Regions from separate parts of the Homo sapiens genome. Here regions 1 and 3 are each linked to region 2. A link is an interaction called in ENCODE POLR2A ChIA-PET data of the cell type or tissue named here. Cell type or tissue: PC-9. All regions are shown on one strand. Links, peaks and the distances in the headings refer to the core of each region. The heading gives the core; the rest is flanking DNA.

Region 1 (5,000 bases), core at 1-5,000, 240 kb before region 2:
TCTAACTGGTCTTCCCTAGTAGACTATCAGGTACTGTGTCTGGTGACTGGATTTCCCTCTGTCGCCCGGGCTAGAATGCAGTGGCGCGATCACAGTTCACTGCAGCCTTGGCTTCCTGGGCTCAAGCAATCTTCCCACCTCAGTATTTCAAGTGGCTGGGTCTACAGGTATGCACCACCATGGCCAACTATTTTTTTTTCTTTGTATTTAGGGACAGGGCCTCACTATGTTGCCCAGGCTGCTCTCAAACTCCCAGGCTCAAGCATTCCTCCCACTTCCACCTCCCAAAGTGCTGGGGATTACAGATGTGAGCCACTGCCCCAGCCTGGCTCATCTTTAGACCACCAATTCTTAGCCAGAACTAAGACAGAACAGGTGACAGGTAAGTGTTTGCTCAACAAATGTCCTGTTGTAAATTTCTTCCACGCTCATGGCAACCCTGTTGAAACCGACTGTCACAGAAGGCCTAGGCAAAGAGCTGCAGGAAGCAAGCATGATTTGGAGCTATTTTGGGGAAGTGCATGAAGCAGGTCAGGGTAGCAATGCCCCATGGAGGCAGCGCTGCAGTGGTCCATGTTCTTCCTGCTCAAATGCTTCAGCTTGAGAATACTGAAAGCAGGCTGGAAAGGAGGGTGACAGGCAGATCTCCCTTTTCCTGTTCCAGAAAAGGAAAACTGAGACCTAAAGCCCAGAAATGGGGGCCAACACATAACAGTTGGCAATAAAACTCAAGAACTCCTACTGCCAGCCAGGAATCCCAGTTCCCTGTGTAGTAAGGAAGTCAGAAGACCTGGACCAAATCCCAGCTCCGCTTCTGACTTGCTGTACAGTTCTGGACAAGTCACTTCCTTCCTTGGGCCCCAGTTTACCCATCCATGAAGTAAAGGACTTGGGGGTCCCGTTTTCCTCCCCAGCTCTGCTGTTTTAGAGGTCCCTGACACTGCTGCCTGCACTTACCACATGGTGTGATGGTCTGAGAAGATGTCTTCTGGCTGGAAGATCTCACCGTCATAGTAACAGGGGCACTGGGCCTTGGGCACGCAGTCCCCCCTCTCATCCATGTAGAGCCCTGGGGGGCAGAAGCAGCCCTCCAGGCAGGCCTCATTGCATTCCTCATCCGGGTAAGAGAGAGAGCGGCAGGTCAGGTTGCAGGGGGTCCCGCACTGCAGGTACACCTGGCCTTTCGGGCAGTTCAGCTCTAGAAGAGAGAGGAGAAGTAAGGCCTCAGCGGGAATGTTGGACAGCAAGGACTGTGGTTCTAGGACTTGCCACCCCTTGTAGCTGTGACCCCCAATTATTTAATTAAAATTTTTATTGAGATAATTGTAGACTTGCTTGCAATTACAAGAAGTAATGCAGAAAGATCCCATGTACCCTTTACCCAGTTTTCCCCAAGTGACCCCCAATTATATCTGTATGGTCATCAACTTCCTTTCCCACTATGAGCAAATGTGTATTTTTCAGCATGCAGATATGTATTATAATTATGGGGGCACACATTTTCTCCTTTCCTCAACCACAGGGAATGTGCATTAGTCATCTCTGAATTCTCAAAGCCTAGGATGTAGTAGAAATCCTGGCAGGTTTTGAAGCTGTGAATATTAAAAAGTACTGGGAATGACGGGCAAGGGCATACCCCGTGACAACAATGAGTACCATTTATGGAGCACCTACTGAATGCCTTGCTCTTACGTGGGCTCTATGCCTCATGCCGAGTTAGCTCTCATCACCCCCTTTCAAGAAACTTAGGCTGAGTGACTTGTTAGGGGTATACCTCACAGGAAGAAGCAGAGGAAGGATTTGAACTCAGCTCTCTGCAGCCCTAAAGCTCATGCTCATAACCCTTACTCTCTAGAAAGAAAACAGTCCCTTTGAGGACATGCTGGTCCCAAAGAGGAGGGACACTCATGCCTACCACAGCGAAATGGGCTGCACCCATCTGCCCACAGCCCTCACCCTCCCTAGCCTCCCACAGAAAAATACTGCAAGAGACACAAGCCAGAAGGAAGTGTAGCAAAGTGGCAACGCAGCTAAGGGAACGGGCTCTGTATCCCAAATACCTGGGTTCACGCCCAGGTCCACCACTAGCTGGCTGTGTGATCTTGGGCAGTATCCTCACTGGATGGAATAACAGTATCCACCCAGTCTTTGTGAAGGTTGAATGAGCTAACACATTTAGAAGAATGTCTGGCATGTGGAGAATGTTCACTGCTAATAATGTTCACTGATAATAATTATTATTCTTATTGCTAAGGAAACAGCCCCAGCTCAGCGGTCCCAAGAAGGAAGGAGTGTTCCAGAGAAAGGCCTAGGCCTCAGAAGCTCTGGCATTCTGGTGACAAAATTCCTTATGGGCAGGGTAGAGGACAGGGAAGGTGTGGGGAGCATTCTGCCCTTTCAAAATGCCTTCCCTGTGCAGACCAGCTGCTGCCCAAGAAATGAGAACCTCACCCTGGGCATGCTTCTTCTGAGACCATCACAATCCTTCCCCTCTCTGTTCAAATCCATTGCTCCAGCAGAAACCTACTGGCAGGGCATTTCACAGATGTTATAAAAGTAAGCCTTGGCCGTGAGCCTGAACAATGGAGTGGGGAGCCTCTGGAGAGACCCTGCAGCCTCCCGCTCCTACAACCACCCTGAACTTGGTGTTTGAAGGTAGCTGGGAAGGGAGGGCCTCTTTAATCCTATTAGACATTGATTTTTCTCTGCAAGAATGGAAAGGTTGGATTATTGGATGAATACTGAGGGAGTGTAGGTTAAGACAGGATGTGTTAGACAATAAAGATGGAGATGTCTTTCAACCACCTGAGCCTACAATGACAAGGGCACATTTTACCCATTAAAAAGCAGCTAGACTTGAGAACTTTCTTTGTTCTGATAGGCTATCTCTAGGGCTGGCTTGGAGCCTTATTAAATTTCTCCTTTAGCCTTCTTCCCCAAAGAAACAATGCACATCTCAGTTTAGCAGACACTTCTTGTGTATCCACTGCATGCCAGGGGCTATGCTAGGCCCAGGGAGGCAGAGATGGCCAGCCCTGGTCCTTGCCTTCAGAAAGCCTGTGGTCCTGTCTTCCCAAAGGGAGCACAACCAATTTGCAAGAGGAAAAAAAATGTGTGTGCTTCTCATCAATCTCCTCACACCATCCCACAAAGTAGCTACATGGTAAGTCTGTGCTCCCTGAGTGTCTCCAATTGATGTGACCTCTTCTTACGAATAGATTCACTGGTTTAGGGAGCTCTGTTCATTTCTCTGGAAGAGAAAGTGGAAGTGGGTAGAGGGGACAGCTGAGCCTGAGCTCTTCTCCAAGTCAAGAAAAGATTGGGGCAAGAACCCAGGAGACTTACCCAACTGCCTTGGGTACAAAGGGACAGCCCAAGGCCATCTGGTCAGCCCAGTCTCTTGTCACATAAACCCACAGAGACAGACCCCTCTTGTCCTTAACAGTCTCCAGGGAAAGCTCCTTCCTACCACCCTTTCTACCCTATCGTAATGCCTCAGGAGTCAAGACATTCTTTAACTGAATCTTATCCCCACTACTGAAGCATCAGCCCATTTCCCCTGTTCTGTTCAGTGGAGGTTAAGAATGGCTGTTCATGACAGATTAAAGAATATTTCAGTGGGCCCTTAGCATTCCAGGAGAATGTCCTAAATTAAGAAATCCTGCGGATGCTGCCACATACTGATAATGCATCATTTCTAACACTGGTGGACAAGCAAAGAATATTCACAAGCAGCATCTCATTCACTCCTCATTACTTTCCCCAATTTCTAAATAGCAAATGCTAAGGAAGAAACTGAAGTGCAAAGGGGTTACGTGAAGGGTTCAAGGTCCCATAACTGGTACCTCACGGGAAAGTTGCCAGTAAGGACCCAGACCCAGTTGTCCCAGCCCCTAGCCTGTGGCTCCCCAAGACATCCCAGAGCTGGAGGAATGGGGAGGGCACAACGGCTGCATTATGTGCTCGTCCCTTTCGTCCTTACTGTTGTCTCTGCTCCTCTTTCATATGACATTTCTACAACTCAAAACATGAGTTGGCTCATTGGACCCAAAATAGTAGCACTTCTAGGGTCCCCATGCCTACACTGCTCCTGAAATATAGATGCTAATTCCTTTCACTGTTTCTCATAACTCCTCTTCCAACAGGACCATCTACTTTATATATATATATATGTATACACACACACACACACACACACACACACACACACACAGGGTCTTTCTCTGTTGGCCAGGTCAGAGTGCAGTGGTGCGATCATAACTCACTGCAGCCTTAAATTCCTAGACTCAAGCAATCCTCTTGCCTCAACCTCCCAAGTAGCTGGGACTACACCTACATTTTAATTTCTAAACACATCTACTTTACCCTAAAAAACAGAATATCCACTATGCCTTATTCTTAACAGAATATACTCGTCACTTCTATGCCTACTATGATTCTACCATTGGAAACAAGTCTTCTCTGCCAAGAAAGCAGCTTTTTAAAACCCTAGCCAAGTACACGTCCTCCAGAAAGCCTTCCTTGGTTTTCCCTGCCCTGAATCTACTCATCCTTTCACTTAGTAGGATAGGTATCTAGTAGGGCGGCCATTTCCATCTGTGACTCTAACAGTAAGTTTGGAGTTCCACATCATCACTGTTGCCCGACCACACTGGGCATGCAGCAAATGTCCCCAGAGCAATAACAAAAACAAAAAAGTGAGCACAATAGATACCACCTCTGGTGCCAGGAATCCAACAGTGCAGAGTGAGAATCTAAAGCCAACTGGGGACAGTGATGTAATTCACCTTTAGGTAACTTTATACAACGCCAGAGGTTTTGTCCATCGGTGGTTTGCCTGGAGTTACAAGCAAAGGGTTTGTATGTGAATTTCCCTTGCCTTCATCGGACTCTTAAGGGAGGCGGAGACCCAGTGGGATCTGGGACCCATTCGCTCCACAGCCTGACCTTCTGTGCTGAACGAACACTAGGTGGCAGCGGCCACGGGAAACCCAAGCTTT
Region 2 (8,092 bases), core at 1,493-6,492:
TTTAACTGTGTTCTTTTTCAAGTTTGTTTTGTTTATTTTAGGTCCCATGCAATTCTGTATGAATTTTAGGATCAGCGTGTCCATTTCTGGGGTTTGGGGGGACAGTTTCTATAGAGATTGCATTGAATCTGTAGATAAATTTGGTATCAACATCTTAACAATATTAAGTTTTTAGACAATAAACATAGGCTGTCCTTTGATTTTATTTAGACCTTGTTTAATTTCTTTCAACAATATTTTTCAGTGTACAATTATTGCATTTCTTTGGTTAAATTTATTCCTGGCAGGGCGCAGTGGCTCACGCCTGTAATCCCAGCACTTTGGGAGGCTGAGGCGGGTGGATCACGAGGTCAGGAGATTGAGACCATTGTGGGTAACACAGTGAAACCCTATCTCTACTAAAAATACAAAAAATTAGCCAGGCGTGGTGGCGGGCACCTGCAGTCCCAGCTACTTGGGAGGCTGAAGCAGGAGAATGGCGTGAACCCGGGAGGCAGAGTTTGCAGTGAGCCGAGATGGTTCCACTGCACTCCAGCCTGGGCGAAAGAGTGAGACTCCGTCTCCAGAAAAAAAAAAAAAAAAAAAAAAAAAAACGCTTATTCCTAAGTATTCTATTCATTTTGATACTATTCTAAGCAGACGGTCTTCTTAATTTCATTTTCAGGTTATTCATTGCTAGTGCATAGAAATGCAACTGATTTTTGTACATAGAAGAGCCCGGAACTAGTAATGTAAGTGATCTTGTATCCTGCAACTCTGCTGAACTGTTTTATAGCTCTAATTATTTTTTGTAGATTCTAATTATTTTTGTAGATTCCTTAGGGTTTTCTATATATAATATCACGTCATTTGCAAACAGAGATAGTTTTACTTTTTCCTTTCCATCACACAAGTTTTTCTAAATGCAGGATGACACTTTGTGACATTGATATGCTAACGAAGAGCATTCATCTAATTGCAAAGGGTTTGTTCAAGTAGTGTATCTTAGTGACACACCAGAACCTATGACTCAGGACCAGCATTTTACAACCTTAATGTTAGAAATAAAATACCAGGATTTCTTGAACTTAGAACTCTGGCACAGTTGCAACATCAACGCTTTACTATTTCCCAACATTGGATTTTTTTTTAGAAAGAAATCAAAAACATATTATTGAGTATATTTTAAAACCACTGAGATTAAAAGGTAAACTTCATGTTATGTATATTTTACCACAATAAAAAAACAGTTGAAATTCAACATCAGAACATGAAGTACTTTCCAACGAAGCCAAAGGTTGGATAAGAAATCTATTTTCCACCATCACCCAGGGTTAAAACAATCTTCCAAATTTTGAATGTAGTGTACTTACAGATGTAGTTCCTGGTGGTGTGGCAAATCACCTTCCCCAAGAATGTCCACCACAGTAGTCTGACACCAAGCTGAATATAAACAATCTAATGAAGATGACAATGTCCTTCTCCTTGATTTAAAACAGAGACACTGTTGTTACTTTTTTCGTGTTTTAATACATTATTTTAAAATTTGAGACAAAATTTCTTCTGAGACAGGGTCTTGTTCTGATGCCCAGGCTGGAGTGCAGTGGTGTCATCATAGCTTACTGCAGCCTTGACCTCCCAGGCTCAAGCAATCCGACCACCTCAGCCTCTGCAGGCAACTGGGACCACAGGTGGTGCACCACCACACCAGCAGTGACAATTTTTTTTTTTTTTCCAAGACAGGATCTCACTCTATCACCCAAGCTGGAGTGCAGTGGCATGATCTTGGCTCACTGCAACCTTCGCCTCCCGGGTTCAAGTGGTTCTCCCACCTCAGCCTCTCAAGTGGCTGGGATTACAGGCGCCCACCACAATGCCCGGCTAATTTTTGTATTTTTAGTAGAGATGGGGTTTTGCCATATTGGCCAGGCTGGTCACGAACTCCTGACCTCAAGTGGTCTGCCTACCTTGGCCTCCCAAAGCACACAGATTACAGGCATGACCCACTGGTGGCGCCTAGCTGACAATTTTTTAAGTTGACCCAAAATTTTGGCACTTTGTGTGTATTAAACACCCATTAAAATGACCCACGAAAGCCCAAGTTTGAGACATTTATTTGATAGAAAGAGCACTGGGTGGCCAGGCGTGGTGGCTCACACCTGTAATCCCAGCACTTTGGGAGGCCGAGACGGGTGGATCACCTGAGGTTAGGAGTTCGAGACCAGTCTGGCCAACATGGTGAAACCCTATCTCTACTAAAAATACAAAAAAATTAGCTGGGCGTGGTGGCAGGTGCCTGTAATCCCAGCCACTTGGGAGGCTGAGGCAGGAGAATTGCTTGAACCCAGAAGGTGGAGGTTGCAGTGAGCCGAGATCCTGCCATTGCACTCCAGTCTGGGTGACAGAGCAAGACTCTGAAAAAAAGAAAGAAAGAAAGAGAGAGAGAGAGAGAGAGAGAGAAAGGAAGGAAAGAAGGAGGGAAGGAAGGAAGAAAGGAAAGAAGGAGGGAAGGAAGGAGGGAAGGAGGGAGGGAAGGAGGGAGGGAAGGAAGGAAGGAAGGAGCGACCGAGCACTGGGCCACGTGTGGTGACTCAAGACTCTGTCAAAAAAGAAAGAGAGAGAGAGAGAAAGAGAGAAAAGAAAGAGTGAGCACTGGGCCAGGTGTGGTGGCTCAAGCCTGTAATCCCAACACTTTGGAAAGCCAAGGCAGGAGAATTGCTTGAGTCTAAGAGTTAAAGACAAGCCTGGGCAACACAGAGAGACCCATCTCTGTTAAAAAAAAAAAAAAAAAAAAAAAAGTTTAAAGAAAGCACTGAACTATGAGCCAGGAGCTCTAAATTCTAGTCCTGTTTTTGACCTTGGCTGTGTTAAGCAACCTTTATAAGCCAGTGTTTACTCATTTTCAAATGGATTGATATTTCTTGCCCTGGCTTCCTCACAGGGCTTCTGTGACAAGCAAATGAGAAAATAGATGCACAAATGCTTTGTAACCTATAAGACTTTGTGCAAATGTGTGAAATGAAATAATCTTTCCAAAGTCCACCTGTCCCTCTAGCTTCCCTTTCTCTTGGTTCCTTTATACAACATATATACATCTCTGCCTGTTGCCAAACAACTGCCTCTCCCAGCTTCACATTTATGTATCTGCCACCACTTTGGGGAACAAACTCTGCTTGTCCCTGGTGGAGAAAGGGGCCAGGTCTCCTAATCCTGCTCTAACTCTTCCTGGAGTCTCTCTCTCTCCATCTCCTGGGCTCCTCCTCTAGTTATGCAGAGGGAACAGGGCTTCTGATCAGCTTAGAGCTGCCCGGTTCTCTCTCACTCAGTGGACGTGGTCCCAGCCCTGACTGCAGAGATCTGTCCCTTCACTCCACTGAGCTCCTTGTCCCACCCTTCCAAGGAGCCCCACATCTGAGATTCCATAGACAAAGACACTCCCCCAACCCCCCCACCCCCCAACCCTGCTGCTGTAGGCTGGGAAGCTGCGAGGAGCTGGGAGCCAGAAAAGGAAGAGGACAGCCCCACCTTGCAGACCCCACCCTCTAGGAATGGATTTATGCTTCATTGTTGGTGGGAACCATAGCAACCACAGATGACCATGAGTCAGTAGATAATAAACAGGATTCTTTACAAACAGAGGTTGCCTGGGGCAACCCTGGGAAGGTGAGGCCCTGGATTTCCTGGTCTGGCCTCTGAGAACCTCCTAGCACCCCAGAACTCCCAGACAGAATGTTAGGTAATGCCAATGAGCACAGATCAATCATCTGCACAAGTAAGTCCTTCTGGGGTTCCTATTCCAGACACTCTGGCACTCTGAGCTCCCCCATCCAAAGCTTCTTTCCGTTCCTCAAACTCACCATGTGGTCTCTTGGCTCTTAGCTTTCCTACCCAAGCCCCCAACTCCTTGAAATTCTCTTCCCTCTTCTTACTCACAAAATACCTATTCATTCTTCAGACCTCGGCTTAAAGGTCAGGACTCCGGCATAAATGTCCCTGATCCCTGAAAGTGTCAGAAACCTCAGAAAAGAGGGCCAGACATGGTGGCTCATGCCTGTAATCCCACCACTTCGGGAGGCTGAGGTGGGTGGATAACTTGAGGTCAGGAGTTCAAGACCAGCCTGGCCAACATGGTGAAACCCTGTCTCTACTAAAAATACAAAAATTAGCTGGGCGTGGTGGCAGGCGCCTGTAATCCCAGCCACTCGGGAGGCTGAGGCAGGAGAATTGCTTGAACCCAGGAGGCGGAGGTTACAGTGAGCCGAGATCTCACCACCGCACTTCAGCCTGGGTGGGAGAGTGAGACCCCAGAAAAGATGAGATCTTATTTCTCCCTCACATAGTCTGAAGACGGAGCACTTTCCATGGAGTGCTGATGAAGTGCCAGGGTCCTAGGCTCCTTCTGGTGTGCCACCCCTCGGACAAGTCTCTCAGCCTCAAGGTCCAGGATGGCAACATCTGTCCAAACAGCAAGATGGAGAACAGGACAGGATAGGAACGAAGTAGGAGAGGGGCCAAGGACTCATGCTGGCATCCCGCCAGCCTTTTGACACGAGTCACCCTTCCGCCACTTTATAAAAAAAGGTAGGCCTCTTATCAGTGGTAGGCAATAGCAGGGTAGTGAAAACCGTTTCCCCACCACCGCCAAGGCAGGGAATAGAGGCTGCATTGTCCTTAGAGAATTGTAAATGAGTAAGCAACCGAAAGTTCTTTGTTATCCCCTGGGCCAGCAATCCTAAACAATGTCAGTGATAAAACATTCCTCCCTGAAAAAGTATTTTATTGGTCTAAGTTCTAAATCTAAATAAATGCTGTCATTACCACTGAGTTTTAATTATATGTGAACTTCGGCCGGGCACAGTGGCTCACGCCTGTAATCCCAGCACTTTGGGAGGCCAAGGCAGGTGGATCACCCGAGGTTAAGAGTTCGAGACCAGCCTGGCCAACATGGTGAAACCCCATCTCTACTAAAAATACAAAAATTAGCCAGGCATGGTAGTGCACGCCTGTAATCTCAGCTACTCAGGAGGCTGAGGCAGGAGAATCACTTGAACCTAGGAGGCAGAGGTTTCAGTGAGCCGAGATTAGGCCACTGCACTCCAGCCTGGGTGACAGAGTGAGACTCCATCTCAAAAATAAATAAATAAATAAATAAAATGTGAACTTCAATTTAACTTGTTTTTATAACTTAGCATTTAAATAACATTATCGGCCGGGCAAGGTGGCTCACGCTTGTAATCCCAGCACTCTGGGAGGCCGAGGCAGGTGGATCATGAGGTCAGGAGATGGAGACCATCCTAACACGGTGAAACCCCATCTCTACTAAAAATACAAAAAATTAGCCGGGCGTGGTGGCGGGCGCCTGTAATCCCAGCTACTCGGGAGGCTGAGGCAGGAGAATGGCGTGAACCCGGGAGGCGGAGCTTGCAGTGAGCCGAGATCGCGCCACTGCACTCCAGCCTGGGCGACAGAGTGAGACTCAGTCTCAAAAAAAAAAAAAAAAAAAAAAAGATAAATAACATTATCTCCTATGCAGAAATGAAAGCTGAAAACTCGTTATTCAGTGGGCCCCCGACACCCGCAGACTCAGCTCCATGTGTTTCTTACTTCTGGCTGGTCAGTGCCTCCGTTCGTGTGGAGCTGCTATGGAAGCAGGAGCTTGGGAGAGCCAGAGTGACACCATTTTACACTCAACTCCATCTTTTTGTTTTGTTTTGTTTTTTAATTTAGAGATAGGGTCTCCCCGTGTTGCCCGGCTGGTCTCAACTCCTGGTCTTAAGTAATCCTCCCGACTCGGCCTCCCAAAGTGCTGAGATTATAGGTATGAGCCACAGCACCTGGCCAATCAACTCCCATCTTAAAACTAGAAAGGCACACACACACAAAAAGCTAGAAAGGCACACTCCTTGCTGGTCACAGCCTATAGTCATGGTGTGTTTACAGTTGAGGAAACAGTCTAAAGATGCCTACAAAGACACCCTCCGACAACAATGGAGAGTCCACATGTCCCGATACTCGTATCAACATATGCTCTGAAGATAATCATAGTTACACCTTGATGTATTAATACTTACACACTAAAACGTCAAGGACAGTTTTCTTTAAATCAACAGAGTAATAAACTCTCTCATGCAGTCTGCTCACCCACATGTAGAAACAGCTTAGTTTAACCTTTACATCGACAAGACCCCTATACGAGAAAAACTTAAAACAAAGCCGGGGCAGTCCTCTGCTGGCTTTCTGAGGACGCCCTCCTGTGTAACAGGATAGCTTTCAATAAACTTTCTTCTTACTGCACTCTGTGACTCGCCTTGAGTTATTTCCTGCACGAGATCCAAGAACCCTCTGGGCTCTGGATCAAGACCCTTTTTTCCACTAACAGAACCACGTTATCTCTGCCTTTCAAAGGTAGATTCAAAAGACACAATGATAGTGCCCTGATTGCAAAGACAAAGGAATAACTTGAGTTATTTTTCTCTTATCTACTTGGACTTTGTATTTGTGTTAAAAATTCAAAACAGTGAAAAGGAGGCCGGGTGTGGTGGCTCACACCTGTAATCCCAGCACTTTGGGAGGCCACGGTGGGAGGATCACTTGAGGCCAAGAGTTCAAGACCTGCCTGGCCCACATGGCGAAACCCTGTCTGTACTAAAAATACAAAAATTAGCTGGGCATGGTGGCGCACGCATGTAATCCCAGCTACTCGGGAGGCTGAGGCATGAGACCTACTTGAACCCAGGAGGCGGAGGTTTCAGTGATCAAAAAAAAAAAAAAGCAGTGAGATAGAAGGCAAATTACAAGTTGTAATATTTTTGTTTTATGAGGGCCAATATGAAAACTTCAATTCATGATTATTGCTGAAAATAACTTTTGTAGAGGAAGGGGGTGCGTTAAGAAATAATCCACGCTGGTCAGGCGTGGCGGCTCATGCCTGTAATCCCAGCACTATGGGAGGCCAGGCAGGTGGCTCTCTTAAGAACAATCATAATAATAACCCATGCCACATAGAACACTTCAGGCACCACACGACCTCTCAACTTTCCCAAATTTTAAGATAGAATGCTTGGAGCGTAAAAGCTTCATGGCCCCGAAGAAAGGATGCTTCATAACATCGGTTTGAGTTGAACCGAGTGGATAAAGAAAATGTGATATATATTATGGAGTTGGAGACCATGATTCTAAGTGAAGTAACTCAGGAATGGAAAACCAAACATCGTATGTTCTCACTTATAAGTGGGAGCTAAGCTATGAGGGTGCAAAGGCATAAGAATGATATGATGGACTTTGGGGACTCAGGGGGAAGGGTGGGAGAGGGTGAGGGATAAAAGTGTACAGTGTACACTGCTCAGGTGATGAGTATACCAAAATCTCAGAAACTACCACTAAAGAACTTATCCAGGTAACCAAACACCACCTGTTCCCCAAAATCTACTGAAATAAAATTTTAAAAAATAAATAATAATATCAGTGTGGGCAAGTCTTCGTTTAATGAAATCACCACAAACCTCTTGTAGGTCTTCGTGTCTTCTCTGTCCTATATATATTTTTGTAAAGGGCAAAATGTGAAGTTAAGAAGATGTGTTGGGATGTTGTGGGCTCAGATAGGGTGAAGCAGGAGTAGGGACAGTATTACTTTCCATATCCCTAAAGCTCCCCAGGAATACTTGAGTGCTAAGGGAGAGTCAGGTAGTAAACACTGATAGTGATAGCACCTTAAGTCATGTATGTGATAAGCTCGAGGCAGAGCTCCATGCCTTATCTATCTTAAAGATCATCATGATTCTTAAAAGCACCCAGACAAGGCCGATCTCCTGTGAAGCTCACACAGAGCCCAGGGCCAGGCTGTCTGCCACCCTGGCGGGACTGCTCTTCTCTGAATATTTTGCACAATTTCAAGAAGAGGGAAGTGAGGCCAGGTGTGGTGCTCACGCCTGTAATCCCAGCACTTTGGGAGGCTGAGGCAGGCGGATCACAAGGTCAGGAGTTCGAGAGCAGCCTGACCAACACGGTAAAACCCCATGTCTACTAAAAATACAAAAATTAGTCGGGCGTGGGCAGCGGGCACCTGTAATCCCAGCTAGTCAGAAGGCTGAGGCAGGAAAATCGCTTGAACCCA
Region 3 (5,000 bases), core at 1-5,000, 75 kb after region 2:
AATCTTCAGTGTAACACAGTATACCGTTAGCCACTGTTAGCTAACACAATTGTCATTCCCTTTTCCAGGTGAAAAACCTGAGGCATGATGACTTATTCCAGTTGGCACAGCTAGCAAATGGGTCAGACAGCACTCCAACCACCACACTGCCCTCTGGTCCGTCCCTGCTACCTCTGGCTATTTTAGGAGGGCCACATGGTGCCCCAGAAAGAGCACCCAAGCCAGAACCTCTCTGAGATGTAGGGCCTGGTGTTCCAGCCACACACTTTCTGTCTGTGTAACTCGGGGTAAGTGACCCAGCCTTTCTGACTCTCAGTCTGAGTTCCTTATCTGTAAAATGGGCATAACACTAGATCTGCCTACCGCATGAAGCTCTTGGGGGGTTAAGTGAGAAAATACTCAGTGACACAAAGTGAAGAGACCATCGACTATCAGGAAGACACAGAGGAGCCAGGAGCCCAGGAAAGCGAATTTGCCTTTCTCAAGGTCACACAGGAAGAATCCAGATCCCCCACTTGCCTGGAGTTATTTCCACCACATCCTGGCTGGGCCTCCCTTTCCACTCCTTCCCCAGGCTGGCTCAAGTCCCTTCTGCCTCCTGCCCCTCCCTCTCTCTCATCACCAACTTCAATCTGGTTGTCACTTCTCTGGCCACACTCCTCTCCCCTGGGGAGCCCCCATGCCATCTCTGTGCCCGGCTTCCTCCTCCATGCTGCCACCCTACACGCCTCCCTCCTGCCACCCTACTCACCTCCCTCCTGCCACCCTACGCACCTCCCTCCTGCCACCCTACGCACCTCCCTCCTGCCACCCTACGCGCCTCCCTCCTGCCTGGCCTCACTGATGAGCCCCCCCACTGAGCACAGCCTGGGCTCCCAGCCCTTGATCCCACACACACAAACCTGTGACAAGGCCTCCAGAGGAGGCTGGGTTCCATAGGGCCCCACCTTCACTCTCCCAAAAGGTCTACTGCTCCTCTTTTTTGGCATAAGATAAGACGGAATGGCCGGGCGCGGTGGCTCACGCCTATAATCCCAGCACTTTGGGAGGCCGAGGATGGTGGATCACGAGGTCAGGAGATTGAGACCATCCTGGCTAACACGGCGAAACCCCGTCTCTACTAAAAAAGTATGATAAATTAGCCGGGCATGGTGGTGGGCGCCTGTAGTCCCAGCTACTCTGGAGGCTGAGGCAGGAGAATGGCATGAACCCGGGAGGCGGAGCTTGCAGTGAGCCAAGATCCCACCACTGCACTCCAGCCTGGGCAACAGTGCAAGACTCTGTCTCAAAAAAAAAAAAAAAAAAAAAATCTCTCCCTCCATGACCCCGTGATACTAGAAATTCCTATAGCAGGAGGCAGAGCCTTTGAGTTGACACCTAGAGCTAAGAGAATTGACCACTAAACAGAAAGCACATTGAAGACATCCGATCTTGTTTTGAGGAGACCAGCGGCTGGAGGGAAGGGATAAAGAATGCCCACAGTGGGTTCTTCCAGACAGTCCAGCCCTTCTGGCCTTGACCTCCTCCTCAGGTCATGCTCACTGCCCTCACTCCCATCTGCTCTGGCAGGCAGCCCTACATTGGAGGGTGAGTCAACCCTTACACAATTCCATCGGGCAGGCATTATTATCCCCATTTTACAGTTGAGGAAACTGAGGCCTATCAACTAGGCAAATTCCCCAGGGTCACTCAGCCAGGAAGGACTGGAGCCAAGATGTGAACCCAGGCCTGTTCACTCCACGGCCCCTGCTTTTTCCACTGTGTCTGCCTCCCAGCTCTGAAGCATCTGGGATCAGGCAGCAAAATCTCCTTTCCCTGCAGCTGGCCCTCTCCCCTCTAGCCCCTCTTCCGTGTCCAGGACGGAGCAGCAGGGTGCAAGGACCCTGGGAGACTTGGAGGCTGACACTCTGCTCTCTCCTCCTCTTCCCTCCCTCTTACCCCGGTGGCCTCCTCTCACAGAAGAGCCCATGCTCATCCTAACAGCCGTGGGAGCCGCCTAGGCCCCATCCCACCTGGGATGAGAAGGATCCAACCACCATGGCAGGGTTAGAGGGATGTCAACTCTCAACAGTCCAGGCTTTTTTTCCTGCCAGCCCTGCTGAGCACAGCCTGGTGTCCAGACTGCCCAGGGAATGCAGGGTCTGCCCGCCACGTCTGGGGACCACAGGCAGGGACGGCCTCCCTAGCTCAGGGCTTTCCCATCCTCCCCACAGGAGCTCTCTCTGGGAAACTGCCCCTTGCTTCACCCACTCCTGGCCTCCTGCTGTGCCATTTCCAGGAAAGAAGCTACCATGACCTCCTTCATTGTTCAAGAACCCCAAGTTCTTGGGTCCAGCCTAAACCGTTCCTGGGACTGGATGAAAAATATGTCTGTGGGCTCTGTTTTCCATGACTGTAGGTATGACTGGCCCTCTCCTTTCAGTGAAGAAGCCCTTTGTTGACCAGAGAGAAAGGGGCTGCAGTGGCCAACCCTTCCCTTCGGACTCAGCACTTCCTTGCTTAGTCTGAAAGGTCTTCAGTGCTTTGTCCCCTTTCCTTGAAGTTAGAAAGCAGCACAGAGTCCTGCATGTCCACTTTCCTCCTCTCCCTCTGCTGGTGGCGACCCTCAGCAGGTAGGCAGCCCTGGGCAGCTCTGCCTCACTCCAGTTCCTCTAGCTCATCAACCGATCTCCTCGGTAGGAGTCATTCACTGCGCTCCCGGTGATTCACTCACAGGGGCTCATTAACCTGTTTACCTCCCTGCCACTCTCCTGAGTAGGAGTGGCCCTGGATCCCTCCCTCCTGCACGCCTGACAAATTGTCCTCCAATGACTGCTGCTCTGCCCGCTGGGCTCCCACCAGCTGCCCCCGACCCTGGGAGGTCTTTGCCTGATCCCTACTTAAAGTGTAATGGGTAAAAGAGCTTTGAAATCAAACACACTAGGTTTGTGACTCAGCTGCTAACCTGAGATGCCCTGGCTTTCCATTGGAGCGTGGCGGGGGGGCGGGGGGTGGGGGTGAGGGTGGACGGTGGGGGTGGGGGTGGGGCGGGGGGCGGGGGATGATTTTTGAGTCCCAGTTTCACCACTTGTTGTCTGTCTGAAGTTGAGGCAGTTACTTAACTCTCTGGGACTCAGTTTCCTCATCCATAAAATAAGAGTCATCATGAGACCTACTTCCAAGGTGTGTTGTGAGAATTAAATAATTTAAAGCAGAATCATTTGATTTAGATTCATTTGTAAAAAGTCTGGCCCATAAATATATACAAACATTATTATTGTTTTTTTTTCCTTTGAGACTGTGTCTCACTCTGTGGCTCAGGCTGGAATGCAGTGGCGTGATCTCGGCTCACTGCAGCCTCGGCCTCCTGAGGTGATTCTCCTGCCTCAGCCTCCCAAGTAGCTGGGACTACAGGCGTGCGCCACCACACCTGGCTGATTTTTGTATTTTTAGTAGAGACGGGGGTTTCACCATGATGGCCAGGCTGGTCTCGAACTCCTGGCCTCAAGTGAGGGGCTCTTTTAAACAACCTTGTTTGAGCTCCATCCCAGATCCCTCAATGCCTGCCTTGGCCTCCCAAAGTGCTGGGATTACAGGCGTGAGGCACCATGCCCAGCGGTTATTTTTTAATTTAATAAATAAATAATGTATGTTCCCTTGCTCAAATTATTTCCTCTTGCCAAGCCTTAATTTCCTCATCTAAAAAAATGGGAATAATACTGCCCACCTCCCTGGACTTGTCAGTATTAAATGAGAGAGTGTCTATAAAGCACCCAGCTTTAGGGTGTAGCACATAATGTGACTACAAGGTCAAGTGTGTAGTGCTTGGTGGGTGTTGCATCTCCTCCCGCTGTGCTGGGGAGCCCTTCCCCGACTCCTCTCCTCTCCTAGGTGTTCTCTCCCTCCCGACTCCCACAGCAGCCCTTCAAGAAGGAGGGATTCTTTCTGGGCAGATGGCTGCCTCCCAGCCTGCAGGCCCCAGAGGCAGGGCTTATGGCTTCCTTTCCCCGGCTTTTTCCTGGACTGTCTAGGGCCCCGCATCCAGCAGAACCTAAGAACTGTGCAGGCCTCACCCGATTCACCCCTGCCCTCCCTTTCCATCTCTCACTGACATATTTTCAACCACAAATATTTATTGAGTGCCCACTGCCCCGCCTGCTGTCCTTCCCCTTCCTGCTGGGTCCCTCCCCTCCACCAAGGCCTAAAGGGGTGAAGATGTCTGCAGGCAGCAGGGGGAGAAAAATGAGGCTAAGAGGAAGGACCCAAGAGAGCTCTGAAATGAGGCGGAAGCCACATCTGACTGGAAGTTTCATTCACTCAAAGCCCCACATCTTGGGTATTAAAAAGAGGCAGAGTTTTGGGATTAGGCGTAAACAGGATGAGTCACAGCTCAGTCACTCTCTCTGTGATGTTGTGACTTGCCTCTCTTTGCCTTAGTTTCCTCAAGTGTAAAATAGGGATAACAATAGCACCGGGCTTGTAAGATGTGAGAATGAAATGAGATACCCAAGACACCTTCGCAGCGTCTGTGCACACGGCAGCTTCCTAAGGAAATGGTCCCTACCTGGGACATTATACAGACGTTAATCAACGAAATGACCTGGCTTTTTTTTTTCTCTCTCTCTCCAGGACAGGACGTCCCACCCTTTCTTAGTCCGTAACGCACCTTTGGACATGATGGAATATACGAAGGGGCCTCCACCCACAGCATGACCAATCCCCAGCATCCAAAATCGCACACATACCAATATGTGCACACACACACTCACACCCACACCCATAAAGATTTTGCACTCCTTGAAGGTACACTAACTCACCATTTTTATCATACTTATCCCAGTGTGCCACAGTTACTGGCTTATATGCCTGTCTCTGCTATCTTATTTTATCTGTCTCCACAACACAGCAAACTACCTGGCCTTCAATAAAGGGCTTATGAATTATTCATGAATCCATTTTGCCAGGTGCCTAGCCCTGTGTCTGGCTTGAAGCAGGTGTTCCCAAGGTGTGGCATGGCTGAG

What was found. Peaks named below come from ENCODE experiments on the same cell type or tissue, not always from the same donor. Only the 100,000 strongest peaks of a DNase experiment are listed, where the experiment ranks them.
Region 1: POLR2A ChIA-PET joins it to region 2 with 16 read pairs; 7 of 35 experiments call an interaction of 5 or more read pairs at or near these places.
Region 3: POLR2A ChIA-PET joins it to region 2 with 52 read pairs; 7 of 35 experiments call an interaction of 5 or more read pairs at or near these places.

The regions. Positions count from the first base shown.
Region 1 is chr12:6,051,586-6,056,585 of GRCh38, forward strand. VWF (von Willebrand factor) reads right to left here. Exons shown (of 52, transcript NM_000552.5): 16 at 958-1,198. Among named protein-coding and RNA genes, the nearest start is that of SNORA120, 14 kb to the left of the region's middle. In PC-9, for the core only: CTCF peaks have their summits at 2,055 and 4,927 (motif pointing right); a DNase peak (open chromatin) is centred at 2,176.
Region 2 is chr12:6,291,747-6,299,838 of GRCh38, forward strand. LOC105369625 (a long non-coding RNA gene) reads right to left here and starts at 3,661. Exons shown (of 5, transcript XR_001748979.2): 1 at 3,505-3,661; 2 at 1,353-1,463. RefSeq lists a silencer at 1,643-1,853 and an enhancer at 3,907-4,407. In PC-9, for the core only: no CTCF peak of the experiment used is centred there; DNase peaks (open chromatin) are centred at 2,865, 3,615 and 4,615; H3K4me3 peaks cover 425 bases; H3K27ac peaks cover 3,841 bases.
Region 3 is chr12:6,368,547-6,373,546 of GRCh38, forward strand. The region is part of intron 2 of SCNN1A (sodium channel epithelial 1 subunit alpha); the gene reads right to left. It overlaps LOC105369626 (a long non-coding RNA gene), which reads left to right. Exons shown (of 4, transcript XR_931591.3): 2 at 69-287; 3 at 2,214-2,398; 4 at 4,609-5,000. Among named protein-coding and RNA genes, the nearest start is that of SCNN1A, 4.5 kb to the right of the region's middle. In PC-9, for the core only: a CTCF peak has its summit at 2,554 (motif pointing left); DNase peaks (open chromatin) are centred at 2,785 and 4,135; H3K4me3 peaks cover 3,347 bases; H3K27ac peaks cover 4,613 bases.